Linked DNA regions of Homo sapiens: all the other regions are linked to region 2. Evidence: chromatin loops called from intact Hi-C (ENCODE). Cell type or tissue: CD4-positive, alpha-beta T cell. All regions are shown on one strand.

Region 1 (5,000 bases), 1.3 Mb before region 2:
GAATGTTAGTAGCCCATTTTCAGGAGATTAAAGGATAACACTCGGCCAATAATAGCAAGATACCATAGACTTTTAATATCATCTGACAAAGACTATGGAAAAATGGCTTGTTCCCAATCAAGGGAGATCTATAATGGCTTGATCATCAGAAATGAAAAATCAATCCCAATTCTCATCCATTCTTTTAGCTACCATGCATATTATTTTTACCATGGATATTTACAGCTACATTTCCATCCAGACTTCTGGCAATGCCTAAATTCTTCCATAACAAGAAAACAAACTCATTTCTTTTAAAAACCAGTCTCTTCCCCATAGGCAAAGTGGATAAACAGCCTACTCAAATTTGATGTCATTATCTGAAATATCTAGCAAAAGACTAGTTGTATAAAAAATGATATTTCAGCATTGGTGCAAAAGAAGGCTACCCATTCTGACAGTTCTGTGGTATTTTGTCCTTTTAACTTAATGCTTGGAATGTAGGATTTCACACCTGAGACTCTTCAAAATTTTTACTTCATGGGTATTTGGTTTTTTTTGTAATACCGTAATACTTTAAGACTGTTACTTTTCTTTCTTATTCAGCCTTACTGATGCACTGGTCTGAACGTCTTTGTGAGTTTCACTTATATATATATAAAGGAGCCACCACCATCTAATGTATTATAAAAGATACTATAATTAGCGTGTAACTGGCAATCCCACCAGGCAAGCAAGCAATTTTCCAGGCCATGGGAATTTTCTTCTAGACAAATAGGAAAGTTCCAACAGCCATATAAATTAAATAGGGTAAAAAGTTGGTTAACTGGTACTAAAGTAACTAGAACCCTTAATTAAACTAAGTGATTATTTTGGGGAAGTTAAAAGAGGGTACAGGGAATCATTCTTTATATTTAGGAGAAAAAAAAGCCACTGGCAAAAAAATAAATAACAATTGAGATTTAGTTACACAATAAAATTATAGAACATATCCAGATTTGTAATAACACATAAAAATATAATGCTAAAAAGGATAATTTTGATGCTTTACAAGACCTTAGTTGTTAATTAGGTTCATTATTTCATTAAGGCAGGAAGATTTTCACCAAGAAATTTTTATTCACTAAGAAATGAATATTTCCTGAAGCCTTTTGAATCTTGCCAGCACCCTTCATGACCAACATCATTGCACTTACTAAGTTCCTGCTTCTTGTTGAGCAGAGCCAATTAACTGAAAAAGCTAATGATGGAAGGACAACCAATTGGGATCTAGTAAGATCTAGCCCTGTAGCTGGTAACATTGTGCCAGGAATTTAATATGCCTGAGCAGGCTCATCTGTAAGATGGTTATGATAGTACTGTTTATATCATAAGTTGGTTAGGAGGGTTAAATGCCTAGCTCAATGCACCGTAAACAACGAGTGCTCCAAAAAATGTGGCTAGCACACACACACACCAAGCATTTCAAACAAGACCTATAAGCAGATGGACTTCTGACTATAAACTTTCTTATAAATTCCACATAAACTCTCTCTAGCTAAGAGGGAGAGTCAAATACCACATTTAAATGTATGTATGAGAAATGTATTCTCTGTTTCCAGTGATTTCAGAATCAGAGATCATTTTGGATGGTTTATTTTAAAGTCTTCCACAATCTATACCCATAGATACAAATATATGTGTCTGTGGGTGTTTTGGAAAATAGGATTGGGTGGAGGCAGGGAAATGTATGTGGTTGAATTCAGTTAAGCAACTGGCTGTTTTGCGACTAATGATTTGTAAGTAGCAGTTTGGCTGAATTTAACTTTTTTTGTCTTTAAAAAATGTAGTTTTCTGAAATTTATCTAAAAAAGTTGATCTATATCAAGCTTTAGGGTAACTTCGTCATGGTTTCCTTGCTTTCTGGAAATTCTACGCACGTCATAGAGTAAATGTCAAATTTTAAATAGGAAATCAATATTCTTCTCTAAGAGGCTTTGAGAATAAATAGCTATTTTAATTCTTTCTCAGGAAGGGATTTCATAAGGAATTGTAATGACGGAAGCAGACAAAGTTTAAAGCGAGTTTTTAGCAAGTTATTTACATCTCATGTTATGTTTTCCAGGCAGTTAACAAACAGCCAGATCATCAGAGTAAGGTGTAACTCATAAAGCTTTTTCCTTCTAAATTCACACATATACGTACGTGTGTGTGTGAATAGTATATGCAATTTAAAGGTTGTGAGATTGGTAGCAAATGCACTTTTCTGTAAATCTCCTGGCTTCTTTTCCTTCCTTTGACCAGAAACAAGCAGCCCTGATAATTATATTCTCTACCACTAGGGGGTGACAGCTGATAATCTATCCACATACTTTAAAGTAAGACAAACCACAGGCTTGATTATGTAGGTATTAATCTTTCTTTTATTGGTCGCCTGGTGAGATTTGGTTTGATGAGTTTTATTTGCTGAACACGCTCTACATCCAACATCATTCTTCTGTCGTGATGCATAGCATGGGCCTGTTGGAATAACAGCTGGTGCTGGACAGCTTTGTAGATTTCAAGTAACTGTGTATGGGAAATTAGTTAACAGATAGGAGCATTTATTCACTCATGCATTCATTTCATAAATATTGAGAGTCCACAGATCCTGTGACAAGGACTGAAGATACAATGGAGAACAGGAATATTATATCTGTTTTCATACAGTATTTTCTTGTTTTTGTTTTTGTTTTTTTTTTTTTGAGACAGAGTCTCACTCCATCACCCAGGCTGGAGTGCAATGGCTCTATCTCAGCTCACTGCAACCTCCGCCTCCCAGGCTCAAGCGATTCTCGTGCCTCAGCCTCCCTGGTAGCTGGGATTACAGGCGCAGCAACCATGCCAGGCTAATTTTTGTATTTTTAGTAGAGATGAGGTTTCGCCACATTGCCCAGGCTGGTCTCAAACTCCTGGCCTCAAGTGATACACCCGCGTTGGCCTCCCAAAATGCTGGGATTACAGGAATGAGCTACCATGCCCAGCCACATAGAGTTTTTATTGAAAGGGGAAAGACTACAAAAACCAGGTAAACAAACACATACATAAAGTAATTTTGAGTGTTAACAAGATAGATAAAGGAAAAAAACATGAAGGGCAGATACAGAATAACTGGCATTAAGGAAGAGATATAACATTAGATCAAGTCACTCCCTTATCTAAGGCCTTTGCTATTCTCTTATGTAAGCAGAAGATTCAGAGGCACACTGTGCCTTACTCCGGGTGCTTTCCACTTGAATAGATTCTGGCAAAATCCTCATAACTCAGCATTTCGGTGCCTTTGAAGCTTGCAATAGCTGATGAATGGTATCTAGCACCAGTATCCTTCCTCAGTATGCTTCTCACAGTACTTAGAAAGCTTTATTAAGGTAGGCATCAAGCAGAAAGAATTTGCCTGGTCTCTATTCCTTCTGCATTACAGCCTCACTAACTTGCAAGCATTTTGTCTAATTAGCTAGAGTGCTTCTTGAGAAATACACACACAAACACATTTCAAATAGAAAATAGTGCTCATTTAAGGTCATTTAGCATGGAAAATAAAATTATTCTAATGGTATGAATATCGGTAAGACTATCACCTTGCTGTTGTTGATACTACACTTATGGTTTCTGGTCAGTATAGATATTTTAATTCCATTTCCCACTTTCTTAGTTTTTCTCCCTTACTTGAAATCTCCTTCATCTTTACCAATTTAAATTCTTCTCATCTTTCAACTAATAATGGGTCTATTCTTTCTCTTCTCGGTCTCTGTCTTCCTCTCTCTCTTTACATTTTCCTCATGCCATGTGTATTCCTTCATTGTGTTTATTCCAGAAGCACTCACGTGATTGAGCAATTGATTAAATAATCTTTACTTAGAATTTTATGATTATTTCAACTCTAGCAAAAAAAAAAAAAAATGTTGACTCACTACCTAACAATGCCTCCCTTTCCCAGATTCTCTTGCAGCTAGGGATGGGATGTGTAGCTCGGTTTAGCCAATGAAGCATAGGGGAAATACACTGATATCTTCTGAGAAAGACATATTCTTTATAACAAAGATGGGAAAGCATATGTGCAAGCCCTCTAATAGCTGTGGCTCTTCCTTTGCCCTGACTTTGCATGAGGTTATAAAGGATTTAATGTCTGGATCTGCAAAATTATCTTGTGAACAAAATGGGAAACCCAAGGGACTCTTGAAGATGTCAACCCAGTGACCTTGACAATGTGGAGCTGGTAAATCAGCTCTGAAATGACCATCCTCCAGCTTCTTATATCTTCTATTACTTAATTTAATGTCTTTATTGTTTATGCCACTAATAATTTGGTGTACTGTTACTGAGAGCCAAACATATCCTAACTGACACAATCTAAATATTAAAATCCCTCAAAAATATCATCTCACTTTTAATTTTGATACTTCTTAGAACCTGGCCCAGTGCTTGAGACAGAGTGGTGGCTAAATAAACATGTGCAATCTGCATGTTTTTCCTTTGTCCTGTCCGCACTTTCTCCCGCACAAAATGGACTTCTTGAAATTAGTCTCATATGCTTATCTAAGAGACTGCTAAATTGGAATAAGGAACTTTGCCTATGGAGTCTGTTATACAAAATGCACGTATGTCAGAGGATACCTTAGGCTCATTTTGCCATGCAAATGCTAATAATTATAAGCTTTATGAATGCATAGTTTTATTTATTTATTTATTTATTTATTTATTTTTGTATCTCCTCTTCTTGTTTCTTTCTCTTTTTTTTTAAACTTTTATTTTAGGTTCGGGGGTACATGTGAAGGTTTGTTACATAGGTAAACTTGTGTTACTGGGTCACGGGATGGGGGGTTTTTTCTACATATTACTTTATCACCCAGGTATTAAGCCTAGTACCTAATAGTTATCTTTTCTGCTCCTCCCTCCTCCCAACCTCCACCCTCAAGCAGACTGCAATGTCTGTTGTTTCCTTCTTTGCATAAAAATTTACTTTTAGAGGGCAGAGGTTTTTCTTCTATCTTTATGTCTACCAG
Region 2 (5,000 bases):
CCCTGCCCCCAATGCCCAGAGTTGTATCTAAGATTCGAGTGGTGTATGTAGCATTAAGGCATTGGAAAAAATACAGTCTTACCCTGTATGTACCCTGTATATATCCACCTTGGCCTTCATGTGACACTGAGCATAGCAGAGATCACCACTTATCTGCAGATATCCATGTACTCTTTCTTTGGTCAAAGAACTACCTTATTTTTACCTAGGCACAGGCTGCCCACTTCCCAGCCTCTCTGAAGTGAGGTGTGGACATGTGTCTAAGGCTGGCAGGTCGGCAGCAAGTGGGAACGGCGTACCTCCTCCTGGCTCAGGCCCTTAAATGGCATCTCTGAACCCTCAGCTTTGCACATCCCTTTTTCTCTTTCTCCCAGGCTGGAATGAGGATGTGGTGATGATGAGTTGGCTTTGTTTCCGTGAGGGCACAAGGATAGCATTCTGTGGGGTGGCAAAGTAACAAGATGAAAGGAACCTGGGCTCCTGGGTGATCTGGTGGTGCAGAGCAGCTCTAGCCCCCTGACCAGTATTACCTTGAACTTGTATGTGGATAGAAATGAGCATTCTATCTTGTTTAAGGCTCAGTTATGTTGGTCTCTTTGAAAACAGCTAAACTGATATCCTAAAGGATACTCCCATTTTCTAGGGGGGGTCCCTGCCGTACCCTCCTTTGTTTCTGATGGTCCAGCCTCTTCTGGTCTGTGGCTTCTGAGAGCTTTGCTTGTGCCGCGTTCTGCATGTTGGCGATATTCGAATGCTTCTTCGCCAGCTGCACTGTGAGAAACTCTGGTCTATGCTCATCTTGCATTTCTGGCACCATTCTCTGCCACCACACCACTCTGTGGCTTTGGAACTTTGTGAAGCTCTTAGCGGACCATCTGCCTAGACATGTCATACAGATTTTCCTTCCACTTCTGCACAAGCCAGATGTGGGGAACTAGAGAGTCCTATAGCTCCCAGATTCCACCCAAAGGGGAGCAGGATACTCAGCTCTAGAATCCCCAAACGTGTTTGGACATTTTATTATTCCTCCCTGTGACCCCAAATATAGGGCTCAGCTTAAGATAAAAGTAGGTTAGACCCAGGGTCCCTTTTCAGAAGCCCACTGGTGTCTTCACTTTTCTTTCAAATCTCTCCATTCTGCTCTATCAGATAAATCTTCTGAGTCTTGGGAGCAGAGGAAGCTCTGTCCTAACAGGGCAGGTTTCCTTCTACACCTTTTATCTCATTTCTGGGGCCTAAGCTTTAGGAAGATTCTGTTTTCTGGATTATGTTGTATCCTCCCTTCTCTGAGGCAATTAAGGCAGAACCTCATGAAGTGATAAACAGAATGCAGTAAATGGACAGAAGTGTCTGTTAATACTTTAGAATTTCACCTGCCATTTAACTAGCAGCCAATATTGTCAAATACTTGTCTTTTAGGAGTTTCTTCAGTCAATAAATCAGCCTGGTTTGTCATGGTGCAGTGGACAGGTCACTGGCTTGTGATTTGGAAGGTTTGTGTTCTACTCCTAGTTTACTCGTCGTTTTTGGAAGCAGACCCTCTATGTCAATAGCAAAGGGCAATTCCAAGTGGTAGTGTTCGTCTGTTTTTATCTGTGGACTTTGATTCTGCTGATTGTGTGACATTGGGAAATTGACCTAGATTTCATGCTTCAGTTTTTACTGTATATTTCCATAGCATGCTCTATCTCAGACTCAGGGAACTTATGTGAAGTGATAATAATGGTTAATATTTAAATAGAATCTCTAAAGAAAAAGTATTGTTTCTAGTACTTTATGTGTATGAATTCATTTGTGACTCATTCATAAGGTAGATCATGAGGTATAATCTAAAGTAGGGCTAGGATTTAAGCTTACACAGTCTGGTTCTAGGTCTGTGCTATTAATTATTAAGCCAGACAACCTCTTATAATAGGGAATAATTTGAAGGAGAGAAATGAAAAATGCCCTGCAATTATTCGAGTACTTTCCTAGTCTTATTTATAAATACCAATCTTTCAAAAGTAAACTGGGCCTCAATTCTGCTGAAACCATCTCAAATTTCAGATGAGGAATAGCTGAATGGATGCTAATACTGCAGTGATTACAATTATTAAACTATTCATTTTTATAAAATGAATAATGAATACACTTTAACCCACCTCCTTTCAAAAATGGTTTCAGGTCACAGATCAGTATAAGCAACTCAATTTTAATTCCAGCTTAGAAATAATAATTCAAAAATAGTATTTACTAAGTAATTAAGTAAGGGTTCTTTTAATTTTTTCGCCTTATGCTCATTAAATTATTTTAACCCTGGCCAGACTAATTGAAATTTAACTGCATGATAAAACTTTACCGCCATCTAGTGTCAGTCAGGAGCATTGCAGGAGTGTTGCTTTTTGAATCTGTTTTGGTAGCTACCTGCCGTATCTATGGCAATATTAAGCGGCACTCCCAGGTGGCACTCTTTGACTCCTATACCAGCGACCTTTGATTTTATAGATTATTCCAATAATTTGAGTTCAGAGGAACTAATTTCATGGCATTTCTTATTTCTAAATCCTGGTTTATTTTATGAGTGTGCTCTCAGGGGAATATAAGAATCTTTCATCCAAGTCAGGGATAGTTTCTAAATTCTCTGAATGTCCTCACCCCTAAGAGCTCTTGTTACTTTAGCTTCAAGATGGTAAACGTGGGGGAAAACTTTGTGCTATATATTTAAATTATTATGAGTTTTTTTTGTATATCAAGTATTTATGTGTACACTATAATAGTTATCTACTGCTGTGGGATAAATCGCCTCAAAATGTAGCAGCTTAAACAGCAAAAATTTATCTCACACTATTTCTGAGGGTCAGGAAGCAGAGAGTGGTTTAGCTGGGTGGTTCTGGCTAAGGGTATCTCGCAAGGTAAGTCAAGTGTGAGATGAAGCTGCAGTCATCTCAAAGCTCAACTGGAGCTGGAGAATCTGCTTCCAGACTCACCCGTGTTAGCAGGTTTTGGTTTCTTGCTTGCTGTCGGCTAGAAGCTCAGTTCCTTGACATGTGGGACTCTTCACAGGACGTGCTTCCCCTAGAGCAAGAGGAGAGGGGAAGAGAGTGAGAGACAGAGAGGAAGCCACAGTCTTTTAAAATAATCTAATCTTACTCTCATATGTTATTGATCAACCAAACCAGCCCTGGTCCCCTTGTGTGGCAGAGAATTACAGAAGCTTGTGAATAACAGTAGGTGGGGATCCTTGGGGCCATCTTGAAGGCTGGTGACTACACCCACCATCAAGCTTTATTAAATAGTAATGTTTTGCCTGATTTGGGTAACTGCTTCATAACATGAGTTTAGCCCAAGGCTAAATTCTGAGAGGTACAAATGGGAAACAACTTTTTCTCCCTTGGTTGCTTTCAACCATACTATGCTAAATCTCCCTTCTGTGCTCTGTAACTTCAATCTCTGGTAGATTTCATAGCTTTTGGCTCACATTCAGCTGTAACAAGAGTCCTTGTTTGTTTGTTTCTTATTTTTAATACATGGTTTCTTATTTTTAATACATGGTTTCACTCTGTTGCCTCACTGCAGCCTTAACCTCCTGGGCTCAAGTGATCCTCAATCTCAGTCTCCGGAGCAACTGGGACTACAGGAATATGCACCATACCTGGCTAATTGTGTGTGTGTGTGTGTGTGTGTGTGTGTGTGTGTGTGTGTGTGTGTGTATTTGGTACACATGAGGTCCCACTATGTTGCCCAGGCTGGTCTTGAATTCCTGGGCTCCTGCCTGGGCCTCCCAAAGTGCTGAGATTGCAGGCATGAGCCACTGTGCCTAGCCCCTGTTTTCAGGTATTAAAAATGTTAGTCTGGGCTGGGCATGGTGGGTCACGCCTGTAACTCCACTACTTTGGGAGGCTGAGTGGGAGGATCACTTGAGGCCAGGAGTTTGAGACCAGCCTGAGCAACCTAGCAAGACCCTGTCTGTATTAAAAAAAAAAATTAGCTGGGTGTGATGGTGCATGCCTATAGTCCCAGCTACTTAGGAGGCTGAGGTGGGAGGATCACTTGAGCTCAGGAGATTGAGGTTACAATGAGCTATGAGTGCACCACTGTCCTCCAGCCTGGGTGACAGAGTGAGACCCTGTATTAAAAAAACAAAACAAAACAACGCCCTCCCCAGCCAAAAAAAAACTTAGTCCAATCTCATATATAGCTTGAATCTTCTCTCCTTAACTCTTCTTACTTCTGACTCTGAGGAAGGAGAGCATGACTGTTCTTTCAGTGTTTTTCTGACTATTTCTCATCTCTTTCCTGCTTTCTAATTCCTCTAGTATAGAATCCAGCATGCAGATCAGAGAAAGAGGAGCAAAGTGTCACTGTACTTAGCTGGTATTGTATGTGATTCTCTCATGGATAATACTGGCTGGGACTCATTCCCTCTGTTAATCTGAGAATTCACATAGAGCTTCTCCAGGGCACCCTGTGGGGATGCAGGGGGTTCCTCCTATTCTGGTCATTCTCCAGTTGCTTCTGAAAATCTTCTCTCAGCTTTTGCCCCACATGTTCTGGGCTTCACTCTACACAGCTTCTTCCTGCTGGGGACCCCTGGCTTCAGGCAGTAGTTCTTTTGGTCAGGGTCTGTTCCAGATGATGCATGTCTTGCTACTCTCTTCAGGTTCCCTTGGTCAATGGGAAAACACTGTCCATCCTTTTCCTCCCTAAAGCTTAACCATCTAATCAGCCCTCTCTCCCACCCTGTAATTGCATGCTGCTCCAGCCAGTCTCTTGCCTTCAGCGTTCTTGAGATGGATGGAAACCAGGCAAAGATGCCAGCAAATGCCTGTGGATGCTCTTTGGCTCTCCTAAGAACACTTGTTGTTCTCTATGGTCTGGAAGCAGCACCAGGGCCTGTGATGTCAGGGCTCTGTAAACATCCAGCCAGGAAGTGAGATACAAATCTTTCTCGTAGGCATTTCTGGTCCCTGTGACTGATTTGCTTGGACTCCTTCACTTGGCTTAGCAGTAGGGAGGGAGGG
Region 3 (5,000 bases), 1.1 Mb before region 2:
CAAATCTCATCTTGAATTGTAGTTCCCATAATCCCCATGTGCCATGGGAGGGACCCGATGGGAGGTAATTGAACCATGGGGGCGGTTACCCTCATGCTGTTCTCATGATAGTGAGTGAGTTCTCATGAGATCTGATGGATTTATAAGGGGCTTTCCCCCACCTTCACTCGGTACTTCTCTCATTCTTCTCCTTCCTGCCACCAAGCGAAGAAGGATGTGTTTGCTTCCCCTTCTGCCATGATTGTAAGCTTTCTGAGACCTCCTCAGCCCTGCGGAACTGTGAGTCAATTAAACCTCTTTCCTTTATAAATTACCCAGTCTCAGGTATTTCTTCATAGCAGTGTGAGAGCGGACTAATATACAGTGCCATCCAGAACCTCCATTAGACTCTGCACAAGTTTGGTGGCTATTGAAATACTAGAATTCTGAGACCCAGATTCTTAGGGGAGAAAATCACTTGGTAGGTGAGAAAATCATAGTCACAGTTTAAGCATCACTTTATAATGACCAGTATCCATGAGTTGGATGCTGGGATGACATGGAAAGGCAGCATCCTGGTGCCACAGCCGCCCTCACACTAATGAGCATTCATCTGTGCACAGTGCAAGACTGTTTGCGCCAAGGCTATGATTAGATGAGTGGAACTTTTTCCTGTTCTCACAGAATTGTCCCAAACAGCAAGTGCTCAGTACCCCTCCTTCTAAAGACAGTGGCTTAAATTTGGAACCAGACACATCCCCTCCAGTTATTAAATATCCCTGGAAACAGCCCTTCTGTTATCAACTACACTCACACACACACACCCGACCCCTGCAGTCTGTTCCTTATGGGAAGAGTTGTAGGAAAGGGAGAGAGAATCAACAAGGGTCTGAGCTCAGCCCTGCAATAATCTGAGGGTTTTGCTACCAAAGCCTTGTAGGGGCAGCATCTATGTGAGAGGCCATTCCCTTGACTCCACTAGATTCACCTAAGGTGTTATTAGAGGACAGGAAATGGAATTAAAGAGACCACAATTAATTATGGTGATCAGAAAAAATACTATCATTTTATGTTAATCCATTATAAGAATTAAGATGGACCAATAAACTGGTTACAGTCATAAATCTGTCATTTCACATTTTTTTACATCCATATCATATACTATCTAAATAACACCCCTGAACCAATTCAAATGCAATTTTATATTTATTTACCTATTTTTTATTGAGGTAAGAACACTTAGCAAGTGATCTATCCTCTTAACAAACTTTTATGTGTATAATACTGTATTGTCAGCTATACCAAATGAAATTTTTGCTCAGAACAGTATGCAGTAACCTTTTTTTTTTTTTTTTTTTTTTTTTTTTTTTTTTTTTTGAGACAGAGTCTTACCACTCCGTCACCCAGGCTGGAGTGCAGTGGTGCCATCACAGCTTACTGCAGCCTGCACCCCTCTGGCTCAAGCAACTCTCTCACCTCAGCCCTCTGAGTAGCTGGGACTACAGGCATGCACCACCACACCCAGCTCATTTTTGTGTTTTTTGTAGAGACTGATTTTTGCCATGTTGCTCAGGCTGGTCTCGAACTCCTGGGCTCAAGTGATCCATCTGCTTTGGCCTACCAAAGGGCTGGGATTACAGACGTGAAACATCGCACCAGGCCAACATGCAGTAACCTCTTTAACATTAATCATTAGGGCCTCCCTGATCTCTTTCCCCTTAACAAAGCCTCTCCTGGGTTCCTTCATTTATACCTAGGTATAAATGACTTAAAAAGCTAATATTAATGCTTTGAGCATTCAGAGGATTGCAAAGATTCACTAGACCTGTCTAATTGCTTTGGAATCCCTAATTATAGGCACTTACTGACTTCCCCATGGTCATTTCCAACCTAGAGGGCAGTCAGCAAGTCTGAGTAATGCCTGTCAGAGCCACTGGGTGGCACTGGCAGGCTGAGATGTGGGCAAGAGGGAGGAAGAAAGAAAGGAAAGGAGGCCAGGAGAGAGTCAAGGAGGAAGAGGAGGCAAGAGAGGGAGAGAGATTTTTTTAAAACAAGGGAGAGAGAAAGAAAGCAGAGAAAGAAAGACTAGGCCGCAGGGAACTGCTTTGCATGGCCTTGTATAGCCTCTGTGGTTACCAGTGACACAGACCTACAGTTTAATTCAGTACTTCCCAGCTGGGAGCTGAGTGTGCCGTACTCATCTGCCTATTCCCACTACCTAGCAGGGTGCCTGGCTCTCGGCTGATGCTCTGGGTCTGTGGACTGATGGAATGAATGCTGCTGCCCCTCTAGGAAGCGGTCCTCAAATGGAAAGCTTGAGGCAGTGTGGTCTGAATGCTCCATCCTAATGTTTTGGGATGACTTAGTTGAAAATTCAAGAGGCAATGCCTTATGAGGAAGCAAGGTAGGAATATTGGCACACACAGAGGTTAAGATTTTCCAAGGGTCAATTCATTCTGTCAAGAACTAATAGTAAATATTTCAGTCTTAGCAAGTCACACAGCCTCTGTTACAACTACTGACAGAGAGCCACTGACAATATGTAAATGGTTGGTGTGGCCGTGTGCCAATAAAATTTTCAAAAACTGACAGTAGGTCAAATTTGGCCTGTGGATTGCTAACCCTCCGTGGCTTGAGTTCTAAGATAATCTTTCTGATTTCTCTCACCTTGCTCTTTCATCCTCTGATTCAATACCACTCTTTTGGTACACGACTATTTGCTTATTGGTTTCTCTCAGAATCTGTGTGGACTGCTTGATCTTGCACTGTAAACTCCTTGAGAAATTCTGAGTGCCCGTAGATGACTTCAAGCACCATCAGTATTCCTGTCTGATCATGTTCAAGTGCTGTCCAGGGAGTACTCATAGAGAAGGTCCTTAGCTTTGAGGGTCTCATTATATGTGTCTTCTGAAGATTCCACAAAGGCCTAGATTTAGCCACAAAGATGATTGATGCCAAGTTGTAGAACACGAAGTCTTGGGAAAATTATACAGTTCTGCATACAGTGAACTAGATTCATACCAGCTTGAGAAAGGTCAGTTCCAGCTCAAACCATGAAGTGGCTGAAATTTGTCTTTGGAGCCTTCCAGCCACACATCCTCCACTCCTTCTCCTCCAGTACTCAGTGACCTGTTTCCCTTACCCACTCTCACTCCCATCAGTGCCTTGCTTCTTCACTTTACTAAAATGAAAACGACTAATGGCAGATTAAAATCTGCCATCCCGTTGAGGTATGCTCACATTTTCATAAGGTTGAGAGCATTTTAAGAAAGGGACACAGGACTAATGATGGGATTTTGTACCTCCTGGTGGTGACTTTGACCTAAAAGTACATTCTACTTTAACCATGTCAGTAGGAAAATCCAGGAGAAGTATTGTGAGTAGGGCCACTGGGAACAGCCCCATGCCTCTGCACAATTCCATAGATTAGGACGTGAATGGTGCATTTTGGAGCTGTGCAACACAGCGGTGGCCCACGTAGTGGGTTCTCTTGTGTGTGTGTGTCAGTATCTAAGAGAGAGAGACTAGTGCTCTCAAGGAATAAGCAACTGAAATGTGGACTTATATTTTTGAGTTTTCTTTCTAGGACAATGAAGGAAATGGACATAGTTGATATTTTTGCATGACAAATAGAATTAAACAACCTGGAAGAGATGAAAATGTGTGTCCTTCAGAGAAAACGTTACTCACATAGGTGATCATGACTAGGTGTGTTAGAGGCCTCTTATGTGCTTCCAGATCTCTGTAGCAGCACCTCCAGATGCTACAGCAGAAACCAGTTTCTTTATGGTTTGGAGGAGCCTCCTGCAGGTGCAATGAGACAGCTCTATGGTGATACTTCTCAATGCCTCTTTGACCTCCAAGTGGAAGGTTCATTTCCGGACTCATATGTGGGTAACATGGAAATGTGGAGCCCCCTTTACCAATAGGGGATAGAATCCAATGGATAAATCTTCCTTCTGCCCTCCATGCAGATGGTTCTGGGACCATGTTTTATAAGACTTTTCATATGGCCCTGTGGGGAGCAAGCACCAGTCGCCCATACCAGGGTCCAGTTCTCAAAAGAATCCTGGTGTTGACTCTCCTCTTGTTCAGAGGCAAAGTTGCATGCTAGTTGAAACATTATACTCTTCAATCACAGTCCTCAGAGCACTTTCACTGTGTGCAAAGCATTTTTATATACAAGATCTCAAAGACAAAGTTAATCTGCGATGCCCTTCATTTCCCTTCTCAACTACTCACTCTCGACCTAGGTGTCAGCATCCTCTATTACTCCCGGGCACACTCCCACCGCCACCCACCCACCCCATGGCCAATTTCTCTGTTATGAACATGGACAGTTCCCACCCTACTCAATGCCTCTTTCCAGCTGGGATTGGCCCACTGGCAGCCCCCTACTAAGGGAATCAGATCAGTCCAAGGCAACATCTGGCCCAAGGGTGGCCCATGCATGGGCTAGTTATAGCTTGTTGTGTGGCCCATTAGGTGGCCAGGTGAGAAGGGCTTTCCCCAGCTGGGTTGATATCATTAGCTAGCATAAGTACTCTGGCAGGTTTTTGAAGGTATATTAAAGATTAGTTAGTAGATGGTGAGAGTGGAGCAGAGCAGATATGCAGACAGCAGCAGATTCAACATGAGAGGGAGACCGTGCAGGCCAGAGAGCTTGGGCCTGAGGCTTCTTTAGAGCAACACCAGCTTCTGAATCACTTTGAAACTCCTGGTTCAGTCTGTGTTTCCTTAGCGTAACTGCTCTACAATAGCTCCTTTTCCTTTTTATGGTGGACCAAGTGGTTGTCTCAGCTTTCTTATAACCAGAAAACCTTGAGAAGTTGGTGCCCTAGGCCCTACCTTCTCCCATCAAGACCCTATCTTCCTCCAGGCCAGTAATAAGCAATGATGTACTGCTAGGTGTCAGCCCTCCATAGACAGGGACTCTCTGGAGGTAGTGTCTTACCTCAAAGAGGTGATACAAAGGCCCGGGGGAAGGCCAGCAAGTGAGAGATTTGAGGGTTTAGTGAGGA

The links. A loop is a pair of places that touch in the nucleus more often than their neighbours do. Peaks named below come from ENCODE experiments on the same cell type or tissue, not always from the same donor. Only the 100,000 strongest peaks of a DNase experiment are listed, where the experiment ranks them.
Region 1: a loop joins it to region 2, with 4 times the contacts of the local background. A loop is called at or near these places in 7 of 110 quality-filtered maps.
Region 3: a loop joins it to region 2, with 4 times the contacts of the local background. A loop is called at or near these places in 10 of 110 quality-filtered maps.

The regions. Positions count from the first base shown.
Region 1 is chr10:62,435,505-62,440,504 of GRCh38, forward strand. It overlaps a transcript of ZNF365 not described here. Among named protein-coding and RNA genes, the nearest start is that of ZNF365, 64 kb to the left of the region's middle. In CD4-positive, alpha-beta T cell, a CTCF peak has its summit at 2,346 (motif pointing right); a DNase peak (open chromatin) is centred at 2,307.
Region 2 is chr10:63,717,828-63,722,827 of GRCh38, forward strand. No RefSeq gene overlaps it. Among named protein-coding and RNA genes, the nearest start is that of REEP3, 200 kb to the left of the region's middle. In CD4-positive, alpha-beta T cell, a CTCF peak has its summit at 2,355 (motif pointing left); DNase peaks (open chromatin) are centred at 2,384 and 3,014.
Region 3 is chr10:62,592,286-62,597,285 of GRCh38, forward strand. No RefSeq gene overlaps it. Among named protein-coding and RNA genes, the nearest start is that of ADO, 210 kb to the right of the region's middle. In CD4-positive, alpha-beta T cell, a CTCF peak has its summit at 1,935 (motif pointing right); a DNase peak (open chromatin) is centred at 1,916.